Regions from separate parts of the Homo sapiens genome. Here region 1 is linked to region 2. A link is a loop called in an ENCODE intact Hi-C map of the cell type or tissue named here. Cell type or tissue: heart left ventricle. All regions are shown on one strand. Each heading gives the region's core, and the rest is flanking DNA. Links, peaks and the distances in the headings are about the cores only.

Evidence for each region. Hi-C counts contacts between places; a loop is a spot of excess contacts. Peaks named below come from ENCODE experiments on the same cell type or tissue, not always from the same donor. Only the 100,000 strongest peaks of a DNase experiment are listed, where the experiment ranks them.
Region 1: a loop joins it to region 2, with 6 times the contacts of the local background. A loop is called at or near these places in 87 of 110 quality-filtered maps.

Annotation. Positions count from the first base shown.
Region 1 is chr3:178,440,502-178,445,885 of GRCh38, reverse strand. The region is part of intron 1 of LINC01014 (long intergenic non-protein coding RNA 1014); the gene reads right to left. Among named protein-coding and RNA genes, the nearest start is that of LINC01014, 24 kb to the right of the region's middle. In heart left ventricle, for the core only: a CTCF peak has its summit at 2,084 (motif pointing left); no DNase peak of the experiment used is centred there.
Region 2 is chr3:178,963,869-178,969,252 of GRCh38, reverse strand. LOC124906307 (a long non-coding RNA gene) reads left to right here. Exons shown (of 3, transcript XR_007096179.1): 2 at 3,757-3,808. Among named protein-coding and RNA genes, the nearest start is that of ZMAT3, 110 kb to the left of the region's middle. In heart left ventricle, for the core only: CTCF peaks have their summits at 2,288 and 2,490 (motif pointing right); no DNase peak of the experiment used is centred there; H3K4me3 peaks cover 1,005 bases; H3K27ac peaks cover 214 bases.

The sequences.
Region 1 (5,384 bases), core at 172-5,171, 520 kb after region 2:
ATACCCATGAATAGAATCAGGGTGTACATTTTCAGCCACATTCAGATTTTAGGCACCACCAGGCTCAGACCTTCCCTCCTGGGCCCATGATCACTGGCTTTGCCTTTTTAGAGGGACATTCTCATGGTCACTGAGGCTTTTGGGAGTGTGAACTGTCAAAATGGTTACTGATGCTTAAAAACAAAGAGCTCCCAGAGGCTTGTTAAGTAGGAGAGCTGATAGCGTAGGAACAAGAAAAATGAAAAAGCAAGGGTAGATAGAGGGCAGGAAGGGCCCCAATTTTTTATCTTGGGCTCTAGGGCAGGACTTCCCTTTCTTGGAAATGATTGGCAAGAACAAAGCAATCTTCCAGTCCTAGGAGCTCTAGAAGAATGATAGGCTGAGTGAGTACTAGCGGGCCAAGAGTAATAATATTATTAACTAAAATGTATTGCATGCTTATTCTATGCTAAGCACTGTATACATAACTCATCTAATCTTCAAAATGATGTGATAAAGTAAATATTAGTATTTTACCTATTTTACATATCAGGCCCTGAGAGGTTAGGTGACTTGCTCAAGGTTGCACAGTTAGGAAGTAAACTTCGGGTGACTCACCATCTCCGTTTGCCTGTGACTGAGGAATTTCATGGGATCCTGGACTTTTTGGTGCTGAAACCGGGACAATCCTAGGCAAACCAGGATGGTTGGTCACCCTAAAAGTGATGGTACTGGGACTCAAACTCAGAGCCAGAGATATTAATCCTCATGCTAGTTGTTGCCTTCCCAAGGCATGGATTCAAGTTCAGCACAACAAAGCAATGGGTCCAAATGACAAGAGCCTGGGACGGACAGGGGCTTGTCTAAGGTTCAACTACAATGTTGCACAGAACAACCAGCCGTAAGCTTAATATTGAATCACCTTCTAAATAAGGGAAGAATGGCCCCAGAGCTTCAGAAGGCAAAGGGCTGAGTTTGTAGGTCTGGGTCAAGAAACTACAGCTATAGAGGAGGCTCCTGAGAGCAGAAATTCCTGCTGGTGTGATTGGGAAATCAGGAACATCTGGAAGCAACAGTAATATTAATGCTTATGATTTACACCAAACATTACTTTGAAACTTATACAATACTAGATAACAATAATAATAGATGATGATAAAAACCAGTGGATATTGAAATGCCCTTTTGCAGGGTTCTATAGCCTGGGAGTTGCCCTGGTGGGCGGCCCTATTGTGCTCAAAAACCCAGGAGACAGGAGCTGCTGGGTTGATGTTTATTAGGTCCAGTGTGACGGTCCAGCACCCTTAGCTGCTGTAGAATAGAGCCTGGACAGGAGACAGTCCCAGAGTTTGTTTTATATCCATTCTTGAACTCTTTTTACTGCTTTGTTTGTTTGAGGCCTTGAGGCAGTATGGCAGAAATTGCACAGGATTTGGGTTCAGATAGTTTTGTCTTTGAATATTGATTCTGGCTGTATGCCTTGAGAAATTGACTTAACACTCATTAACCATATTTTTTCATTTGTAAAATGGGGATTAAAATCAATAGAGATATCTCAGTCCATTCGGGCACCTGTAACAGAATATTATAGACTGGGTGGTTTATAAACAAGAAAAATTTATTTCTCACAGTTCTGGAGTCTGGGAAGTCCAAGATCAAGGTGCATGAAGATTCGGTGTCTGGCGAGGGCCTGCTCCCTCATAGATGGTGCCTTCTAGCTGCATCCCCACAAGGTGGAAGGGGCAAATAAGCTCCCCTGTGCCTTTTTTGTTAGGGATGCTAATTCCATTCATAAGGGCTCTGCCCCATGACTTAATCTCTTCCCAAAGGCCCCACCTCCTGAAAACATCACAATGGGCTTAGGATTTCAATATATGAATTTGGGGGGGAACATAAACATTCACACCATAGCACAGGGTTATTTTAAAGATTAGAAATAATGTATGTTAAGTGCCTAGCATGTACGAGGCACCCAACAAATAGGGGCTGCTACATTACTACAGGCCCCAGACACAGAATTCAAAATGGAGACTTCAAATCTTCATTTCTTAAAATTAAAACTATTTCCCAGCGTTGGATTTATCATTTTAGCTTGAGGCTGACACCTTGTGGAATTCTCTGATAATTATGAACTTATTTCATGGTCTGTGTACAATAATAAATCCTTTCTGGAAGCTGAAGCAACAATGTAGATTTAAGTAAATATACTAGCTATTTAAGTCAGAGAAAACAGGCAAAGCCTAAACAGAGTAACTTATTTTTTGAAACCATTTTGGGAGATTAATTTTAGGCTTTAATTTTAATTTATTATTATTACTTTTTTTGCTGTTTTCCCAGGAAGAGTATTAATTCAGAATTTTAAGTCTCCCCCCTCCCCTTGCCTAAATTATTTACCTCCTAAATTTTATTTAAAGCCTGGATTAAGTCTTTCTTTTCCATTTGCTTTCCTTGACCAGTTGTGCATGCAATGCCTGCCCATCTGAGGACTCCCATATCACAGGCAAGAGTAGAGACATACTTTGTGGAGCCCAATACAAGGAAACATGGGACCCTTTGTTTAAAAATCATTAAGAATTTCAAGATGGCAGCAGCAGAGCATTAAACCAAAGGGTCTTGTCTAACTGTCTCTTATTAATTGCTTTTTAAAATAATTATCTACTTAGTTAAAATATAAATTGTTTGCTAGCAGAAACATAGTATCTTTTTATTCATTCCTACCTTTTTTTCCTCTTTTTTAAAATTATACTTTAAGTCCTAGTTTCTGAGATAACTTTTCTCTTTCTCAAAACTCCTCCCTTAAAAATATTATGCAGAAATTCTACTTAGGTCACATTTCTATATAGAGAAGTCTAGAGAAGACACTGGATTTTGGGGAGGTGCTAAGTGATGGGCAACCTGCCTGGAAGTTGTATCAAAGTAACAAGCATTCTATTTTTACTTATATTTGTATGGCTACTTAGGTGAGGCTTTAGGAGTTACTGATGTAGATTGCGGAAACGGTAATTATCCACTGACAGCTCCTTGTGCAAACTCACATTCATCCATGTAGAGCCCAGCCTTTATCTTGAACTGCATTGATCTAGATGCTTTTTGGATTTAGACTTCATGGGAGAGAATAAAAAAACAACTCTTTGGAGAGACACTCGTGATGGAAACTGCTCAATAGATGCATTGACCTTGGTTCATAACGACCACATAATTTGAATCAAAATTACTTAGGATTTTGATAGAATCACTTGTTGTGGTGCTTAGACGCGCAGCAAGTGCTAAAGAACTATTAATGGAAATAGGGCTCTCAAATAGTTAATCATGATTGTTTGGTCAATTGAGAACCTGAGTGTTTTTGATCTTGGTTATTCTCCAGCCCAGTGCTGGCAGGCATTTATAGTGAGAAAACCTGGCTGTGTGGCTAGAAACAGATAATTTTAAATGGTAGCATTCACCTTTCTCTCCTCTGTTTTCCCTCAATTCTAGCTTATGCTTCTATAACTCTGACCTGCTTTTAGCTCCCTGGATACATCAATTTCTTTCTCCCTTCCAGGCCTTTGCCTAGGCTGCCTGCTCTGTTAGAGCTGCCATTGCACAGTCTCATCCTCCTGGTCCACACCTGCTCATCCTTTGAGACCTAGCATGAGCATCATAGCCTCATCGTCGTAATTACTGTCAACAAAAGGAAACAAACCACTTAGTAATTTTCTCTTCGTATGTACTACTGGGATAATATACTTTTCTATTAGTTTGGAATTTTAGAACTCTTCTTGTAATTTATTCTGCTGCATTGTAGAAATAATATTTAAAAAAGGGAAAATGTGATGATTATGACAGGGACTAAAATGAATTCATGCAATTTTCATTTTCCAAGAATCAAATGAACTGTACAATGAGAGAGTTTTATTAAACATCTTTGGAGATCTCTTCCAACTACAAACTGTGGTTCTGAGTTCACTTGAAGTTTCCTCAAATGATCTAAGTTTATGTAGAAAGTTTTTATGCTGTGGTCCTTTTTAAATTTTCTTTACATTTATTTAACTATACCAAGACTTAAAGTGTATTATTTGCACACTGGGAACCATAACTATCTGCGAGAAGAGGTGCAGTGAGATGCATGCTGACAAAGAGGGCATCTTTAACATGGCCACTAACATGGCCACCCACGGGACTTCTATAGGCATCAAAACAAATGGCCAGGAGCAGGTGAAAATGCATTTGTAACACAGTCCAGTCAAAGCCTTCCTGAGAGTACCATAAATTAAGGCAAGTATCTTTGCCTTATGGAGGTCCAAGGTGGCTGCAAAGACTCAGTACGATGAGGACAAGAGGTAATTTACAGTTTTAAAAGCAGTATTTTATGTATATGTGTATAACCTGTTTCATACATGTAAGAGACTGCCTTAACTTATTTTTAAAAACAAGGTGGCACATCCAAAATAGTTTACTGCAGATAGCTTTGTGAAAGCTGTTTATAGAGATTTTGGCAGGGTGAAAGGTTTTTTTTTTTTTTTTTTATTTTTTTGAGATGGAGTCTTGCTCTGTCGCCCAGGCTGGAGTGCAGTGGCATGATCTTGGCTGACTGCAAGCTCTGCCTCCCGGGTTCATGCCGTTCTTCTGCCTCAGCCTCCCGAGTAGCTGGGACTACAGGCACCCGCCACCGCGCCGAGCTAATTTTTTTATTTTTAGTAGAGACGGGGTTTCACCATGTTAGCCAGGATGGTCTCGATCTCCTGACCTCCTGATGCGCCCACCTCAGCCTCCCAAAGTGCTGGGATTACAGGCGTGAGCCACTGTGCCCAGCTGGTGAAAGCTTTTAATAGTGATACACCCAAGGTCTAGCAAGAGTGACATAATATTTTTCCAAGAGCACTGTTTTTACCAGAGTCTGGCTATGAAAGAGAGACTACAAGCAGGAGCTGTAGCCACAGAGGCAGAGAAGGAGCAAGAAGAATAAATACCCTGACCTCTCACTCTTCCCATTTTCCCATCTCCCCTAGCACATCCCATTATGCCAATCCTAACCAGGAAGCCAGAGGCAAGGAAGCCCAGGCTCAGAACAAGACAAAGAAGTGTGGAGAAGGGATGGGGATGCAGGAGCTGATTATGCTGTCAAGCAGTCCCTAAGCAGCATCAGGAAGGTTTTAGGTCAGCTCTGCAGAATTCTATAGGTTTGACTGGTAAGGAGACAATGAACACACATCGCTTTACTCAGTTGATTGCTCCTGGGACAATAGGCAGCATGAGCTTCTTGTTGGCTTCAGCTCCCCTTACCCTCCAGTTTCCCTGGGGCCCATGCGAAGCCAGGTCCTGGTGGATACTGTACACACTGTGAGTTGTGTCACAGCTGGGGAACACTGAACTTAGGAAGCCACTCAAGAGGGATGCTAGAAAACATGCCAAATCTTTGTCCCTTG
Region 2 (5,384 bases), core at 137-5,136:
AGAGGGGTAGATTATGGAAGAGGATAGAGTCCATATTTAGCTAGCGTCTTCAAAGAGGAACTGATACCTTCAAGTGAAAGAAAATGTGCATGTTGCCTTATAGAGGCGTTCTTCCTGGCAGGTGACATGCTGTGGCTTTTTATAGAAATGCCTAAATGTCTCAATTATTCTTGCTTTATTTAAATTTTTTCTTTCTTAAAAATAGGATAAATAATAACAGTGACTGCTTATTACAGAAGAAGGTGATTAACTAATGAATTTAAACTTACTTGAAGTTTCTGGAGAAGACTGCTTTGGAAGAAAAAGGCCTATTAGTGTTAAAACTATTAATTATCTTCTAAATAATAATTGTTTATAGATGATTATCAGTGAATTCTAGGACTTGAGCCTCTCTTCCCCCATTTAAAAAATTAAATACATATGTGCAGATTAAATATCTATGTCTTTCATACGCAGCTATCAATTTTGGAGTCCTTGTTGGGACTGGAGGTCAATAGGAGTCACCTTCTTATGGTTTTACATTACCTCTGACATTGCAGATAAATTCACAGTCAAGGAAGTGCTTTTGCAGAAGTTTTCTTAGGTCTTGCAGAAACCTAGTGAAGAACGGTGAGGATTAGCCATGGGGGTTTGGAGTTTGCCACTCCGTGACTCTGCCATTCAATGAGCTCAAGCCTCTGGTCCTGACTCATCTTGTCTGTGCTTCTCCCATCATCCCTCTGCCCCTGCCTGTGGAGAGGTTGGGGTCTGCTTTGCGCCATTGTCTCCTCACTCCCAAGTCTTATCCGTGGTGACTGGGTCTATGCCGGAGAGGAGGAGTCCTCTCATTTGAACTGTGGCATCTTAAGGCTCTATGTGACTATTTTGCAAATGTTCTTAATGATAGGTTTAGAGTTTTCTTTCTTTTCTCTTCCTATACCCTTTCCTCTTCATTTCCTATAGGGCAAAAAGAGTGAAGATAGTAAAGAGTGAATCCTATAGATTTGATTATTTTCCATTAATAATCCAACAGAGTGTGTGGCACATGGTAGATGTTCAATAGACAGCTGATAAATTAATGAATGAATAACCACACTCATATCCACACTGGAAGGTGGTGTATATGGTTGTAGAGTGTGAGCTCTGGAGTCAGACTACCTGGGTTTGAATTTCAGATTTAGTAGCTAGGAGACTTTAGGCAGGTTACTTAGTTTCTCTGCCTCAGTTTTCTTATCTGTAAAGTAGGGATAAAATTCTCTCTCTTGAATTTCTTGTGAAGAGTAAATGAGTTAGTAAGTAATAAGGGCTAAGAATAGTGCCTAATACATATTAAGTACTCAATAAATGCTATTAAAGTATATTTCCATATGTAATCTCATTTTATCCTAACAACTATTTGGTGACATAAATGAGACAGGTATTTCTGGACCTAATAGCTGAGGAATCTCAGGTTCACAGGACTGCTAAGCAGTAGAGGGATGTCTAACATTCATTCTGATTCCAAGGTCTGATTTTTCTAGATTGAAGTTATTTGTTTAGTTTTGAAGGTGATTAAAAGACATTTAAAAAGAAAAGCAATTAGCTTTGATTTCAGTAAAGGTTATGGGTCTTGTAAAAGGTCAAAATCACTTTCTGTGGTTGAATGAGATGAAAAGAGGTTGAATGAAGTAACAAAGATAAGAACTGGTGCTACAGAAATAATGAGTCGTTATCAAAACACCTCAGTGTCTCGGGGAAGAGCGAAAGAAGCACTTTGGAATAACCAAGAGAAAGAATTAATCAATCTGATTTAAAACTGAATAATACCTTCTTTATTTTTCAGTGTTAGCACTGAGCTTTTGCTGAAAATTCACTTTGCTCTAAAATGGCCTAATTTTTCCTTTTAATTTGCATTTCCTTCCTGCCCAGATGCGACTGGCAGCAGCCCAGTGGTAGTTCCACTAAAGCAACTGTGCTACAGCACCTCAATTTGGATCTCAGAGCTGTCCTTTTACATTTGCTTCTTTGCATAATTTGTCAAACTTTGTAAGTTGCACAGCAAAATTCTGCCAATAAAGAACAGGAAGTTTGGGTCATCCTTCTGGGTTTACTGTTTTATATTTGTTTTTTCAGCAACTGGAGTCAAGCTCTGGTGAAAGTATTAACACATTAGCAGTTTGGAATTGCGCTCAAGGCTTCTGTTCAATGAATATGAAAAAACTGAGCAACAAGGAGACTTGGGCACATTATTTATACATTTGGTGAGCTCATTCACTCGCCCAGGGAAATCAGGCAGCACAGCCGCCAGCCCAAGGTTAATTTTGTTTTCTTCTCAGCCAGGAACAGGGTGTGCTATTACACAGAGAGAAATGAGGACTTTTTAATTGGCAAAGAGGAACTTCTGCTGCATAAAGAGGTATTCCAATCACTGGAGGTCAACAGAAATTCTTTCAGATTTTAAAATCTTGCTGTGTTCAAAGTTTAATGCAAAATCCTTCAAATTGCTAGTATTCAAAAACCCTGCATTAACTGTTTAGAAACAGAAGAGGGCACCTCATCATTCCTTATGCCAAATTTATTTATTTATTTTTTTAAGCGTGAACAGGAAACTGGCTTGCGAATGAAAATGAAAAACCACTTCCTTTTCCTAATGAATGAATGAAAAGATTCTGTTAATATTTTTAAAAGCTTAACTATGAGTAGAAAAGCTGTATTCACTTTCTAGTTTCAAGAGACCTCAGAGTTTAAGTTGGAGACTAGCCATAAAAAGTTTAATTCTATTATAAAGTGGCTGTCAAATACAATGCATTTAGATTTTAAACCAAGAGCCGCCTGGATATCCTTCTTTTCTATTGGCTAGGTAACCAGTTAATTAGGGTAACTCCTCCTTTCTTCTTCTCCTCATGTTTGAATCCCAGTTTTTCTCAGAATTAAATCTTTCTAAGCATCAGTGAATCTTTTAAATTTTATGCAAAATGTGTTTGTGTATTTTTCTAGAGGAAGTTTGGAGTTTTAATCAAATTATCTACCCTTTCCTGGGTTAAAACTCCAGGAAGTTTCCATGTTTAATTCTACCTTATGCTAATTGAGATTTTACTCTATATTCTGTCATAATAAATACTATTAGAATAAAAACCTTAGGACTTTTCTAATAATTTAAACCATAACTGTTATGGAATGTAGCAACAAACCTTTTGATTGTCTTTGATATTCTTTGTATTAAGTTTTAGACAGAGTCAAAAGGAAACTTTTCAGTCTAACCTAATCACTTTAATTACTGGTCCTAGAGGGTAGCACTGATTTGTCCTGGGTTACACGAGCAGTGAGCATGAGAATTCAGAAGTAATAGACCGGTCTTTTACCTTTACATTCTTTTAGTCTATATTCTTTTCTCTGAGTCATGCTTGGTTGAAAATTTGCACTGATTCATACATTTATGGAATCCTTATATTGCTCTGCTCACACATATGAGTTGCTTTTTTTTTTTAAGAGTTGAGGGTCTCACTATGTTGCCCAGGCTGGAGTACACTGACTATTCACAGGTGAGTTCATCGCTCACTGCAGCCTTGAACTCTTGGTTTGAAGTGAGCCTCCCTCCTTAGCCTCCTGAATAGCTGAGACTATAAGCACATGCCACCATACCTGGCTTCTGTGTTGTTTTGTGTTTTATACTTTGGTAGATAGTTTTATTCTCTAAGTGAACAGTTTAAAAGCAGCAAAATGCATGTTGTTTCTTTTCCAAGTTGTCTTTGTATGTAAGTTCCCCTGATAAGCATTATGTCTTGTTCACGTCTCCAGGTCTCTTCTTCAGCCCTTGGACACAGTGTCATCCCTATTGGAGTCAATAAAGGTATGGCATGACATATGTATTCTGGGGATAGACTATTTTCACAAAGGACAGTTGTCAATTTCATTAACACTGTACCATACAGGAGTGTTTCTAGGGGGCAGTTGCTTTCTTATAATAATAATAGCAAACATGTATATAGTGTTTACTACTTACAAGACTGGGAAACACACAAACCAACAGACTGTTCTGTCCTACTATACTCTCAGCACAGAATATTTTTGTGGCCAGATGTGTACGGGTCTTTACACATATTTCAAGCAGCTCTCCAGCAGATATCAACTGGGTCTTCCACAATTCAATTCGATTTTGACACTGTCTACCTGAATAGCCCTTACAAGTTGAAGGCTCAGTCCCATACGACTGCTCTCATTTCAGACGCCAATCTCAAGTCTGGGCCCCCCATATTTCTGACTGACCAGCAATAAATTGGAGGTTCCCATGACCCCCTCTCAGGTTCAGTAATTTGCTAGAATGGCTCACAGAACTCAGGGAAACACTTTGCTTACAATTACCCATTTATTATAAAGGGCAGCACTCAAGGACAGCCAGATGGAAGAGATGCACAGGCTGAGTAGAGACGTGAGGGGCATCCCATCCTCCCAGCTCCTCTACACATTCAGCAACTGTGAAGCTTGTCAAATCTTGTTCGACAGCTTTGGAGAGCTTAATCTCTAGACCCCACTCCATTTCCTGGAGGTTGGTCAACAAGGCTGAAAGTTCCAACCCTCTAATCCCTTAATCACTTGGTCTTTCTGGGGACTGGCCCCATCCTGAGGTTATCTAGGGTTATCTAACTCACCTCATTAGCATGAACTCACGTGTTATTATAAAGGGGATCATTATGAATAATGAAAGACGTTCCTATCACTCAGGACTTCCAAAAATTTCAGAAGCCCTGCAACAAAAACTAGGAACAAAGACCAAATATATTTCTTATTATATCACACAAGCACTATTCTGGGCACTTAATTTCACTCTCAAACGACCCTATAATGTGGATACTATTATTATCTGCCTTTTATAGATAGAACAATAGAATCTCAGAGACATTAAGTAATTTACCAAAGATCACAAAATCCGTAGGTAGTGTAGGAGTGAAGGGAACGCTTCATCTCTGTCCACTGAGGATTTGCTGAAAATGAGCTGATAAAAGGCAGATTAATAGAAGAAAAAGGCATATAAAATGTATTCAACATGCATAAACACAGAAGCTACACACAAAATATGAGACTTAAGGAGGAGTCAGATGTTTGATTTTTAAATGTTGTCTTCATAGAGGAGAGATGTATGGACATAGAAGGCAGACATTATTTTGTAAATGATTCTCTTTGGAAGCTGGATGACAAGGTTCCAGGACGGAGAGGGGCAGAACTTCACAAGAACAAAGGTTGTCTTATTATGAAGATAAAGTCCCCAGGTAGTCTCTCAGAGCTGTCCTCAAAATAATATATGAAAAGTCTGTCTGGTTGTAATCATGACCCCGTCTCTTCTCCAGTGGTTAATCTTTCCTGGTTATTTGATGAGATTCCTAGGTAAGAGGTCTTAAGAAAATTGCATTGTCTTAAGAAGGAAAATT